Regions from separate parts of the Homo sapiens genome. Here all the other regions are linked to region 3. A link is a contact called in ENCODE Hi-C or POLR2A ChIA-PET data. All regions are on one chromosome and are shown on one strand. Each heading gives the region's core, a stretch centred on a gene start or an enhancer-like site at or near the end of the contact. The rest is flanking DNA. Distances are from core to core; before and after follow the strand shown. Region 1 holds the start of IFNA1 (interferon alpha 1). Region 2 has its middle 12 kb from the start of MTAP. Region 3 has its middle 57 kb from the start of MIR31HG.

Region 1 (4,287 bases), core at 1,658-4,157, 180 kb before region 3:
GTTCAGTGTTACAAACCTATGGAAAATGAGTGGCTGTGATTGCAGTACTTTCCAAGGCTTACTAGATCTCACAGTCATATCAAGAGATGTGTCCTCTGCATACATATGTTTTGTCACTGGCCATCTTATAGTTGTTGCTTATTTTTGATCCTTAGCATTTCTAACTGTGTTGTGGGCTTTGAGGATAATTTATATTTTATTAATTCTACAAAAATTGTTCAGCACATCAATAATTAGGTCAAGCATCGAAGAAAAAAGTCTTGACAATATTTAGGTGACTAGCAGCTAGTGAAGTTAAAAAATTTCACACATGCAACAAAATTAAAAGTTAAGTACAACCCTGCCACAGAGGCCGGGAGAGGCGACTGGCCCTTTGTTGGTCTGTGAGAAATCAAACTTCCAACATGACAAGCAGGAAGCCTGCGGTTAAGGGAGTCAGCGTGTCACAAATACAAGCACCTGGGGTCTTCCAAGAGCATCATACCTCCTCCAGCCCCTGGAGCCACCTGCTTTCCTAACTGGCTGTGGGAAATGGCCTGAGGTCCCAGATGCTGCCACTGTGCTGCTGCCTTCCACTCTCTCCAAGCAGAGCGCAAGTTCAGCCACCTTTGAAAGACACCCACCCCCTGGCCTGGGGATGCACAAGTTCAGAGCTTTGCAGGGAGTAACCATGGGTTATGGCTTCATGAAAATGTCCTACTCACCAGTGCCTTTTTCGCAGATGTGGATGTGGAGGCATGAGGGAGGGTAATTATTGGATTACCAAGGTGCTGCTAAGAGCAGAGGAGGAAACCCCTATTCCCAGTCATATGTCTGGTGTGACATTTCACTAACCCATTTAAGTGCACAGGCCTCCAAATATCTACCTAATGAGTATGATGGTTTGGGCATTTTACACTTAAAATCACTGGCCTCATGTCAACTGAAGCCTGACTGGCCAGTGTCTCAAAGTCACAGATGATGACCTGATCCCTCAGGAACAGATGGTGTTTCAGCTTTGTGGGAGTGACTGTCAAGGTATGGAGCACTTAGGTGGTCTTTGAAACCTGTCAGGTTTCACATCTCTGCTTTGAGTGAAAAGCTCATCACCCACAGTAGTGAGGAATGTGCCTATACTTGCTGGGGCTGATCTGTTGAAACTTTATGTGTAGACAATGGAAACATCCAGGAGCATTTCTGCTTTCATGTAGCCTCTTAATAATTGATGTCCCTGAAGTCCTGTGTCCTCAGGGACAGTTCCTCTGATTCCTGGATTGTACCAGCTTTCATGATGTTAAATCTAATCTGTAAAACTCTGAGCATTAATCTCCATGAAAATAAGACCTTGTTCTTTCTCATTTAAATGCCCCTTTTTTTTCTTGTCTAATATTCTGAGTAGGATTTCCAGTACTGTGTTGAAAGAAGTAGTGAGAGTGGGCATCCTTATCTTATAATAAATCTCAGAAAAAAGATTCCAACATTTCACCACTGACTATAGTGTTAGCTAATGGCTTATCTTATAGCTAATAAGGAATGTGTCTCTTTATTCTGAGGTATATTCTTTATATACCTAATTTGTTATAAATTGTATTAGAGATGGATTTTAAATTTTGTCAAAATAATTTTAGGCATGCATAAAAATAGTTATGATTTTTAATCTTTTATTGTGTAAATAAGGAGTATGGCATTTATTGATTCCAACATATTAAAATATTCTTGCATCCCAGGAATAAATCAAGCTTGATCATAATAAATGATCCTTTTATAGTGCTTTTGAATTTCATTTGCAACTACTTTGTGGATGATTTTGCATCTGTGTTCATCAGGAATATTGGCTGTAATTTTTTTTTTTCTTGTAATGTCCATCTCTGGCTTAGGTATCAAGGTAATGCTGGCTTCATAAAATGAGTTTGGGAGTATTCCTCCTTAATTTTTTCAAAGATTTGGTTCTGTTTAAATGTTTGGTGAAATTCAGGAGTAATCAGATCTAAAAAAACGTAAGAACACTAAAAATAAATGATAAAAATATTTTAAAGTTTTAAGTGTTTATCACTTTCAAATAATTTTTAAGTATTCATTACTTAGAAAATGTTTATCTATAAACATTAGAAAATGTTTATAATTTGTTAATTTGCTTATGTAATTTGATACACTACAATTTATTTGTTTGTTTGTTTTTTGAAACAGAGTCTCACTCTGACACCCAGGCTGGAGTGCAGTGGCACAATCTCGGCTCACTGCAACCTCCACCTCATGAGTTCAAGGAATTCCCTGCCTCGGCCTCCTGAGTAGCTGGGATTACAGGTGCACACAACCATGCCTAGCTAATTTTTTTTTTGTTTTTTTTTTGTTTTTTTCGTTGAGATGGGGTTTCACCGTCTTGGCCAGGCTGGTCTTGAACTCCTGACCTCGTGATCCACCCACCTCGGACTCCCAAAGTGCTGGGATTACAGGCGTGAGCCACCTCGCCAGGCCTACAGTACAATTTATATCAGTAAATAAATTACGTTGAAGTCCATAAGCAAATTTAGTTATAAAGTTAAGAAAAATTTGAATAGATTTTAAATTTAACTTTTAGCTTAAATTTTTCATTTGGTTATTTTTAAACCTGCATTGAATACAAAGATTAAACTTTGTACTTTTTGATTATAGAGATATACATATAGTATATAAATAGATACATATTGTATCTGTGTTATTAAATTTTCACGGTGGGTTCAATTAGGAAAAAGATATCTAAAAAGTCTCTGGGAACAAGATGGGGAAGACAATAATGAAAAACAAAACATTTGAGAAACACGGCTCTAAACTCATGTAAAGAGTGCATGAAGGAAAGCAAAAACAGAAATGGAAAGTGGCCCAGAAGCATTAAGAAAGTGGAAATCAGTATGTTCCCTATTTAAGGCATTTGCAGGAAGCAAGGCCTTCAGAGAACCTAGAGCCCAAGGTTCAGAGTCACCCATCTCAGCAAGCCCAGAAGTATCTGCAATATCTACGATGGCCTCGCCCTTTGCTTTACTGATGGTCCTGGTGGTGCTCAGCTGCAAGTCAAGCTGCTCTCTGGGCTGTGATCTCCCTGAGACCCACAGCCTGGATAACAGGAGGACCTTGATGCTCCTGGCACAAATGAGCAGAATCTCTCCTTCCTCCTGTCTGATGGACAGACATGACTTTGGATTTCCCCAGGAGGAGTTTGATGGCAACCAGTTCCAGAAGGCTCCAGCCATCTCTGTCCTCCATGAGCTGATCCAGCAGATCTTCAACCTCTTTACCACAAAAGATTCATCTGCTGCTTGGGATGAGGACCTCCTAGACAAATTCTGCACCGAACTCTACCAGCAGCTGAATGACTTGGAAGCCTGTGTGATGCAGGAGGAGAGGGTGGGAGAAACTCCCCTGATGAATGCGGACTCCATCTTGGCTGTGAAGAAATACTTCCGAAGAATCACTCTCTATCTGACAGAGAAGAAATACAGCCCTTGTGCCTGGGAGGTTGTCAGAGCAGAAATCATGAGATCCCTCTCTTTATCAACAAACTTGCAAGAAAGATTAAGGAGGAAGGAATAACATCTGGTCCAACATGAAAACAATTCTTATTGACTCATACACCAGGTCACGCTTTCATGAATTCTGTCATTTCAAAGACTCTCACCCCTGCTATAACTATGACCATGCTGATAAACTGATTTATCTATTTAAATATTTATTTAACTATTCATAAGATTTAAATTATTTTTGTTCATATAACGTCATGTGCACCTTTACACTGTGGTTAGTGTAATAAAACATGTTCCTTATATTTACTCAATCCATTATTTTGTGTTGTTCATTAAACTTTTACTATAGGAACTTCCTGTATGTGTTCATTCTTTAATATGAAATTCCTAGCCTGACTGTGCAACCTGATTAGAGAATAAAGGGTATATTTTATTTGCTTATCATTATTATATGTAAGATGTAAGTAAAAATGACCTTTCTCTAAACCAGGTTGTATGTTGTACTCAAGATATAAAGCTGAATACAATAAATCTACTTCCTACTCTCTTGCATATTTGGTTTTTGTATGGAATAAAACTAAAGATGGTAATCATACTTAATATCAGTTATCCTAAATACTATGAGAAGAAGGAGCAACTAATGATTTCTCTCAGCAGCGGGTAAACTGAGACAGGTGAGGAAATAAAAATAAACAGATATCCTCAAAAGTTGACTGGTAAACATCTAGTAGAAAATGTCTATTGCCAGTTGGATATATGAGTTTGCAACTTACAAGGAATGCAGTTGCTGGGGGTTCATACATGGCAAGCA
Region 2 (4,213 bases), core at 151-2,650, 170 kb after region 3:
GTTCCAAGTGCTTTACAAGTATTAACTTGAACTCTCACACAAACCCTGGATAATCACCCTAATTTTACAGATGAAGAAACTGAAGCTGAGTGTCATAAGCTTCAACACCAAATAGTGTAGAGTCAGAGAGTATGGGTCTAGACCTTGCTTCTCTATCATGTTTTCTCCCATATGGCACAGTGGTTTTGTTTTGTTTTGTTTTTTTGTGTGGAAATAAAATTAAACCTAAGGTTCATTTCCTAGTAGTTGATCACTTCAGTATTTCCAATCTCTTTCTTATGTATCTTTCAGTTGCTAATAAAATAGAAAGCTCAGAGATAGTTTTGCCAAGAAGAATTTTATTAAAATACTGCCACTTAAGGACTCTAATCCCACCCAGCCCTCCTGAATTCATCTGGTCTTGATTCAGCCTTGGTGAAAACAGGGTGCAGTCTGACCTACCGATAACCCCATTAAGCAGTTTCTTTTGATGCAAACAGCAATTTAAGCAAATATGCCCTTTTGTTTTCTCTAGAGCTCTTTCTTATCGTAGTAATATCCAAGCTGAGCTTCATGTGGGAAATCAAAGAGCCAAAGACAGGGACTTTTCATTATACACAGAAATCCGACGGAATGCTTTTTATTCCCATTCAAGCAGTTACTACTTATCTGCGTGACTAAGGTATGGAAGATCTAAAAAGAAACTAAGTGCTAGTCTGGCCTCTACTCCTTCACCCAGATGGAAGTTTCACAAGCACGTTTAAAGCTTCGGGTCAAGTGCTGTCACTCTCAAAAACCAGTGGGTCTGCATTTTCCTTTGCACTACAAGTACTCTAACTACAGACATTGTTCCGGTTTTTATCTGATTATAAGTATCCAACTAAAGTAGTTAAATGTTTAGAAAAGGTAAATAACTGATAGTGCATAAGGGAACCTGAAGTACTCTGTTGACACTTAAATTATATAGCCAAGGACAATGGAGGAAATCATTTAGTGCTATTAATCAGTAATCTAACAGTATTGTGTCTGTGTGCAACTGTCTTTCTTTTGGCTAATATCTGTGAATTAATTGGTCATTGAAAAATCTGATAAAGGAATATTCTAAAAGTACACAGTGAAATCCAAATTATTTCTATCAATTACAGCTCACCTTTTCTGAGGCTTAAACTTGACATGTAAAAACATTTTAGTTATCTGTTTCAAAATGAACAATATACCTCTGGTTAAAATTCTACCTTTTAAAAATTAAGGTATTTGAGACCTACAGGGATTAATTCTCTACTTAATATTTACTTTACTTTAGTAGTTTTTCTACAGAAAGTTTGTGAAAGATTTCATCCCCTATATATGTTTCTTTATCCTCCAAAATCTGGTCCTACAACTGTACTCCTTGACCCATAAGGTCAAGTGGTGCCATCTGCTGGTCATAAGAAGTGGTGTCATCTGCTGGTCATTGGTATATAACTATGAGAAAAACCACGTGCACTGTTGTAGAAGCAACTTAAGTAAACTGCAGTAGAGTACACTTACCACTTTAGAATTAACCTTTAAGTTATAACTTCTCTCTTTCCCTTCCCCCTTTCTCTCTCGCACTTTCTCTTATGAAGCCAATATGACTCAAGTTTTAGACTATTTTAAAAGGCAGGTTTGAGAAAAAAAAAAAAGAAAGCAAACTTTTGATGCCCCCTGGTGTTCAGGTTCCTTAGCATTTCTGAACTTCCTCTTTTGCTAAAACTAAAACCATAATAATGTGTTCTTCATTCATTCATTCATTTAGTCATTCACTTATTCATTCATCTAATGAACATAACTATATCATGAACCTATGAATTACACTCTATTTGAGATAACTGGATACCAAATTGTGGCCAACATGACAAGGAAAGAAAAATGAAGAATCTCAAGACAAAATTCAATTGAAATCTGTTTTGAAGTGTCCTTTGAGTTTGTCAGTTCAGTTGTAGCAAATCTGTGATGGCTGCCCTTATAAGTAACCTGAGGAAGAGAGGAAAAGAGGGTAGAAGGTGAAGGGAAGAGAGGGGAGGAGGGAGAGGATGGGCTGGATCAGTGAACATAATATAATCCACTCATGACACACAGAACAGACAACTTGTTGCTTCCTCTTTAAGTGCATTATAAACTAACACTTTTTTTTTTTTTTTTGAGATGGAGTTTTGCTCTTGTTGCCCAGGCTGGAATGCAATGGCCCAATTTCAGCTCACTGCAACCTCCGCCTCCCGTGTTCAAGCGATTCTACTGCCTCAGCCCCCCAAGTAGCTGCGATTACGGGCATGCGCCACCATGCCCAGCTAATTTTTGTATTTTTTAGTAGAGACGGGGTTTCTCCATGTTGGTCAGGCTGGTCTCGAGCTCCCAACCTCAGGTGATCCACCTGCCTCGGCCTCCCAAAGTGCTGGGATTACAGGCGGAAGCCACCGTGCCCGGCCGACACTTTTAAATAAAGAGATAAATGAGCTTGATGGGAATATATTACTTTACGAGCAAGATTTGTGTCTAATGCTTTAACTTAATTGTGGCAATTATTGTCAGATGGTCTAGGAAAAAATTGTGTATCTGGTACATGACTTTTGGGGAGCTCTAGGAAGCCCTCAGCAACATCATATTTCCCTTTGCACACCTCTGCTCCAGAGATATTTTCACAGTTGGATAAGATGCTTCTTAGATGATCACCAATACTCCATGCCTACTCATCAGTCCAGCCACTTGAAACAATCACCAGTACAACAGGACCGCCATATCTCCATGATATGAAATGAAGAGCTCATCCACGTGCCAGGAAGGTGGTGCACCCCAGCTGAATGGGAACAGAAGTTCCTGTGCTCAGGACCCTTCTAGACTTCACTTTATGTATCTTTTTATCTGGATATTTATTCATATCCTTTCAAATACCCTTCATAATAAATCAGTAAACGTGTTTCCCTGAGTTCTGTGAGCCACTCCAGCAAATTAATCGAACCCAAAGGTGGGGGGAGGAGGTTCACGGGAACCCCAATTTGAAGCCAGTCAGTCCGAAGTTCCAGAAGCCTGGACTTGCAACCGGGGGGAAGGAGGGGATGGGCTTGTGGGAGTAAGCTCCTAACCTGTGGGATCTGATGATTTATCTGGGTAGATAGTTGGAATTAAATTAGAGGACACCCAGCTGGGTCCTCCTGCAGAATTGACTGCTTGCTTGCTGGAGGGGGAAAATAAACACATATTTTTGGATCACAGAAGTCTCCTGTGTTGATTGTTATGGTGTGAGAGCACAGGAAAAATGGTTTGAGAGTTTTTCCTAAACAACATGATATACACGTACCAAAATATCACTGTATCCCACAATACATACAATTATTTTGTGCCAACTAAAAATAAAAGGAAAAACAAGAATTTAAAAATCCTAGCATGGTACTGGCATAAAAGCAGACATATAGAACAGTGGAACCCAACAGAAATTTCAGAAATAAACTCCTATTTGTGGTCAATGTAGTTTTGACAAAGATTTCAAGAACACACAGTGGGTATAATGACAGTCTCTTCAATAAGCAGCGTTGGAAAAACTGGATATCCACCCACAGAAGAATGAAATTAGACCCTCATCTCACTCCATATACAAAAATAAACTCAAAATAGATTTCAGATTTAAATGTAAAGCCCAAAACTGTAAAATTTCTAAAAGAAAACGTAGAGGAAATGCCCTGTGATACTGGTCTGAACAGTGGTTTCTTGGATACAACATAAAAAGCATAGGAAATAAAAGAAAAAATAGACAAATGAGACTGTATCAAACAGAAAAATCTTCTGGACAGCAAAGGAAATAATAGAGTAAAGGAACAACCCAAGAATTCGGATAAAATATTTGCAAATCTGTCTTCTGATAAGGGCCTAATATCCAAAATATATAAGGAACTAAAACAATTCAGTAGCAAGAAAACAACCTGATTTAAAAAATGGGCAAAGGACCAAAGTAGACATTTCTCAAAAGAAGATAAATGGCCAACAGATACATGAAAAACTATTCAACATCATCAATCATCAGGGAAATGCAAATTAAAATCACAATGAGATATCAAGTCATTTCTATTAGAACGGCTATTATCAAAAAGATGAAAGAGAACAAGTGTTGGAGGGGGATGCGGAGAAAAGGGAACCCTTGTGCACAGTGGTAGGAAGGTAAATTAGTATAATCACTTCAGAAAACAGTACAAAGTTTCCTTAAACAAACAAAAATACAATT
Region 3 (4,051 bases), core at 556-3,055:
TTTCCAATGACATCAGAGAAGAGAGAGGAAAAACAGGAAGTGAAACAGACAGACAGACTTGGGAATATACGTAAAGGTTATTGTTTTTGTTGGTTTGTTTGTTTGTCATCAGTGTTAACATCAAAATTGATAAGCCATATCGACAGCATATACCCTTTATGTGACTAGAATAGTGCTCTACCTCTGTGGTCTTTTTTCCAAAAGCACATAATCCCCACCTAATCACAAGAAAACCATCAGCCAAATCTCAGTGAAAGAAGTTCTACAAAATGCCTGACCATAATCCTCAAAACTGCCAAGGTCATTGAAAATTAAGAAAGTCAGGGAAACAGGAGCCTATGGAAAGATGACTATTAAATGTAATGTGGTATCCTGGATGGGAATCTGGAACAGAACAAGAATACCAGGAAAAAAATGAGAACAACTTGATAAAATGTGGACTTTAGTTAATAAAAATTATCAACATTGGTTCATGAATTGTGACAAATTATCTCACATTACCATACTAATGTAAGATCTTAACAATAGGGGAAATTGGATGTGAGTATATGGGAACTCTCTGAGCTATCTTTCAATAATTCTGTTAATCTGAAACTGCTCCAAAATGTACAGTTTATTTTCTATAAGAAGCATATTAGCATCCCTGTATAGAGGAAGAGGAGGGGGAGGGCATTCTAGCAGAAGTTACAGCCTATGCAAAGGCATCCACGATATCACCTAGCCCATGGCTCCTCCCCTTCCATTTTACCTTTGAAGGAATCTAGACCCAGAGTCCTCAATATTCTATTCCTTAGCTCCCCCTATTCCAATGCAAATGGAATCAGTGAAAGAACAATGGAGTTGGGAGATGGAAATCTGGGTTTCAGTTCTGTTTCTCCCACTTCCTAACCATAAGACCTTGAGCAAAGTGCTTATAGTCTTTAAACAGGTTTTTGTTTTGTTTTGTTTTGCTTTTTATAGAACTAACAACTCCTGCTTAATTAGTGAGACTGTTGCAAGGATCAAAAGAGAAAACAGATGTGAAAAAACAAGTGAAAGCTGTGATTATTTTCATTTCCCACATCCTGATTGCTCTATCAATCCCCCTCCCACTCAAACCCCAGTGACAACTTTTAGTTACACTCGTTGGCTCTGCAGGCTCTGGGAAGGAAAGCTTATCTTAAGTTCCCAGACTAAAGGCCCATGTGCCAGGTAGTTGGCTGTTTCTTTGTTGATTAGCCTCAGAGTGATGCTGCAATGGGTAAAATGGTAGCAGGAGCAATGAGGAATAATGAGTTTCATCCTAGGCGTCACTTGTTCGCACCCGCTAGCCTAGGAGATGATTATACTAGAGGGATTTGATGCAAGCATAGGTCAGAAAAACAGAGTTCAAAACACACACACCATCTTTTGCTGCATCAGTTAGTATCTCTATATTTCAGTTTTCTCATCCAAAAAATGTGGATTATATTTTCTACTCTACATACTTCCCATAATACCCTAAATTTATTATAGAAAATACCACATATTAAAATTATCCCCTCACCAGTGTCTCTAAAATAAGATTACAATTTCCCTCATATCATAAAGCAGTTCTTGTTTATAGTTATATACTCAGTATTTGGTATATATTAGATGTTAAACAAATGACTGGTAAATTTAAAATTGGAAATTCTATGTGTCAGATTTCATATCCATGACTAACTCCATTACCTCATATAACCTTTGGAATCACTCGGGGGTGGAGGTAGTGGGGTGAATTAATATGCTCATTTTACAACTCAGGTTCTGAGAAGTGACCAAGTACAGGCTTCCACCCCAGGCCCTGGCTCTTGCAAATCTGAATACCCACGTCTGGAATGCTCTGCTCCCAGACGTCATAGCAGTTCACTCTCTCACCTCTTACAAGTTTTTACAGAAATGTCACTTTCTCCTTGAGGGCTTCTCTAACCAGTCTATGTAAAATTTCAAATCTTATTCTTACCCACAACTCCCTCTTTCAAAGCCTGCTTTATTTTTGTCTATAGCAATTATTATACTCTGATTTCCTAATAGCCTACTTTTAAATTTTGTTTACGATCTGCCTTCCCACTTCCCCTTTACATACACAGAGTCAGAATGTAACCATCATCAGGCCAGGAATTTTTTCCTGTTTTGTTTACAGATGAATCCCCAGGACTTAGAAGAGTGCCTGGCACATTGAATGAATGAATACATGCATGCATGAGTGAATGAATGGGCGTCGAGACCTGGGCTCTATGTTATATTCAGTTCTATCATTTTATATCAAGAGGGTTCTGCACAGTAAATAAGAGATTTTTAAATAAAGTGATCTCATATCTTTGTTGGGTTTTGTTGATATGATTGTTTTATTTATTTTATTTTTATTTTTATTTTTTTTGAGACAGAGTCTCGCTTTGTCACCCAGGCTGGAGTGCAGTGGCGCGATCTCAGCTCACTGCAAGCAAGCTCCGCCTCCCGGGTTCAGCCATTCTCCTGCTTCAGCCTCCCCAGTAGCTGGGACTACAGGCGCCTGCCACCACGCCCGGCTAATTTTTTTGTATTTTCAGTAGAGACGGAGTTTCACTGTGTTAGCCAGGATGGTCTCGATCTCCTGACCTTGTGATCCGCCCGCCTCGGCCTCCCAAAGTGCTAGGATTACAGGAGTGAGCCACCACTCCCGGCCTGTTTTATTTATCTTTTTAATGACACTTAGATTCGTTTGTTAGAGATTAGGAGTACTACTTGGAATTCAAGAAGCTCTTGTAGCCCCTGAATAAAATTTTATCTGTCGAAGCTAAGTCATGGAGAAGGAATTAAAACAGAACCAGAGAAGTTTCTTTATTACATCTTTAAAGAACCACTTGCTTACAAAATTCCATTTATGCTAAGAAAACACACACAGGTACACACACATACACACAGGATGAGAATGATGGGGGCGGAATAATTTTAAATCTCAAAAGATTAATGACAGGGAAGTGGGACCTGAAGTTTCGAAGGATGATTAAAAAAAGAATTATTTTCTACACAGGTATTTCTTCTTTTGACTGTATTAGCTAAAGAATTTTATTTATTTACTTTTGTTCTTTTTTTTTTTTTTTGCAATTTTGTTACATGCATAGATTGCATGTTGGTCAAGCCAGGCTTTTTAGGGTATTCAGCACCTGAATAACATACATTGTACCCATTAACTAATTTCTTATTCTGAACACTCAACTTGTGTTTGGTATTCTAAAATAAAAATAAGTAAGCCTTGGAGAACCAAATAAATTGTTAGCTATAAAAGTATCCTTATGAAATAATTTATGTTCCTTTTTAATGACTTTTCACTCTAATATTTCTTAGAAGTGCTCTTGTAAATGTCTAATGTATCCACAGGCTGTCGTCTTATTGGTCAAGGCAAAGTAACGACTTTGCCTATTTTACGCTTGTCTGTAGTACTTCAAAATTACCTTTTCATATCCATGAACTTGAGTCAATTCTGGAGGATTTTAAAGAATTTGGTGCATTTAAATATACCATTCAATTAAATTGCTTGAGTTTTTGTTTGTGTATCTATGTTCCTGAAGGTGATTCTATTTAAATTATTAAATTGCTGTAACAAATTTTTTAAAACTTATACAAAAGTGCTTTAGGATTACAGGTGGCTCACTGCTGTAATCCTAGCACTTTGGGAGGCCGAGGCGGGCGGATCACGAGGTCAGGAGATCGAGACTAATTTTCTTTAAATTCTAACTTTATTCACACGAGTCTTTCAAGTGCAGACTGGGAATGATTGAAGAAAAGCTTAGTGCATAGGCCAGTTGTTCTCATTTTAAGAATCACACAGGAATCCTGTAAAAATGGAGATTCTTTCTGAAGCCATATTAGACTATAAGCTCCGCAAGAGTAAGGATTTGTCGTTTTGTTCACTGCAGTATCCTCAGCACCTACAGTACCTGGAACATAACAGGTACTCAATAAATAATAGTGAATAAATGAATGAAAATCTAGTATGAAGACATCATGGGAACTTGCACCTTTAAAATTCCCTTTAGTGCTTCTGTTGTAGGGGGTCCTCCTGACCCAA

What was found. Hi-C counts contacts between places; a loop is a spot of excess contacts on that map. ChIA-PET counts read pairs that join two places held with the same protein, here RNA polymerase II (POLR2A). Pooled maps may share reads with other maps.
Region 1: a map of transverse colon shows a loop between it and region 3 (8-fold over the local background). The contact joins the promoter of IFNA1 here to the enhancer-like site in region 3. A Hi-C loop is called at or near these places in 1 of 168 maps with a recorded cell type or tissue (transverse colon). POLR2A ChIA-PET finds 5 or more read pairs at or near these places in 1 of 52 experiments (WTC11).
Region 2: a map of naive thymus-derived CD4-positive, alpha-beta T cell shows a loop between it and region 3 (2.8-fold over the local background). The contact joins two enhancer-like sites. A Hi-C loop is called at or near these places in 1 of 168 maps with a recorded cell type or tissue (naive thymus-derived CD4-positive, alpha-beta T cell) and 5 of 50 pooled maps. POLR2A ChIA-PET finds 5 or more read pairs at or near these places in 2 of 52 experiments (Panc1 and naive thymus-derived CD4-positive, alpha-beta T cell).

What each region holds. Positions count from the first base shown.
Region 1 is chr9:21,437,532-21,441,818 of GRCh38, forward strand. It overlaps IFNA1 (interferon alpha 1), which reads left to right and starts at 2,908. Exons shown (of 1, transcript NM_024013.3): 1 at 2,908-3,785. The coding sequence starts at 2,977. The coding sequence ends at 3,546.
Region 2 is chr9:21,788,216-21,792,428 of GRCh38, forward strand. No RefSeq gene overlaps it. Among named protein-coding and RNA genes, the nearest start is that of MTAP, 12 kb to the right of the region's middle. Within about 2 kb of position 1,401, at least 5 of the 41 ENCODE cell types and tissues checked have a DNase peak (open chromatin) inside an H3K27ac peak, as active enhancers do; they include Panc1, where a contact is called at or near this core.
Region 3 is chr9:21,614,491-21,618,541 of GRCh38, forward strand. No RefSeq gene overlaps it. Among named protein-coding and RNA genes, the nearest start is that of MIR31HG, 57 kb to the left of the region's middle. Within about 2 kb of position 1,806, at least 4 of the 41 ENCODE cell types and tissues checked have a DNase peak (open chromatin) inside an H3K27ac peak, as active enhancers do; they include Panc1, where a contact is called at or near this core.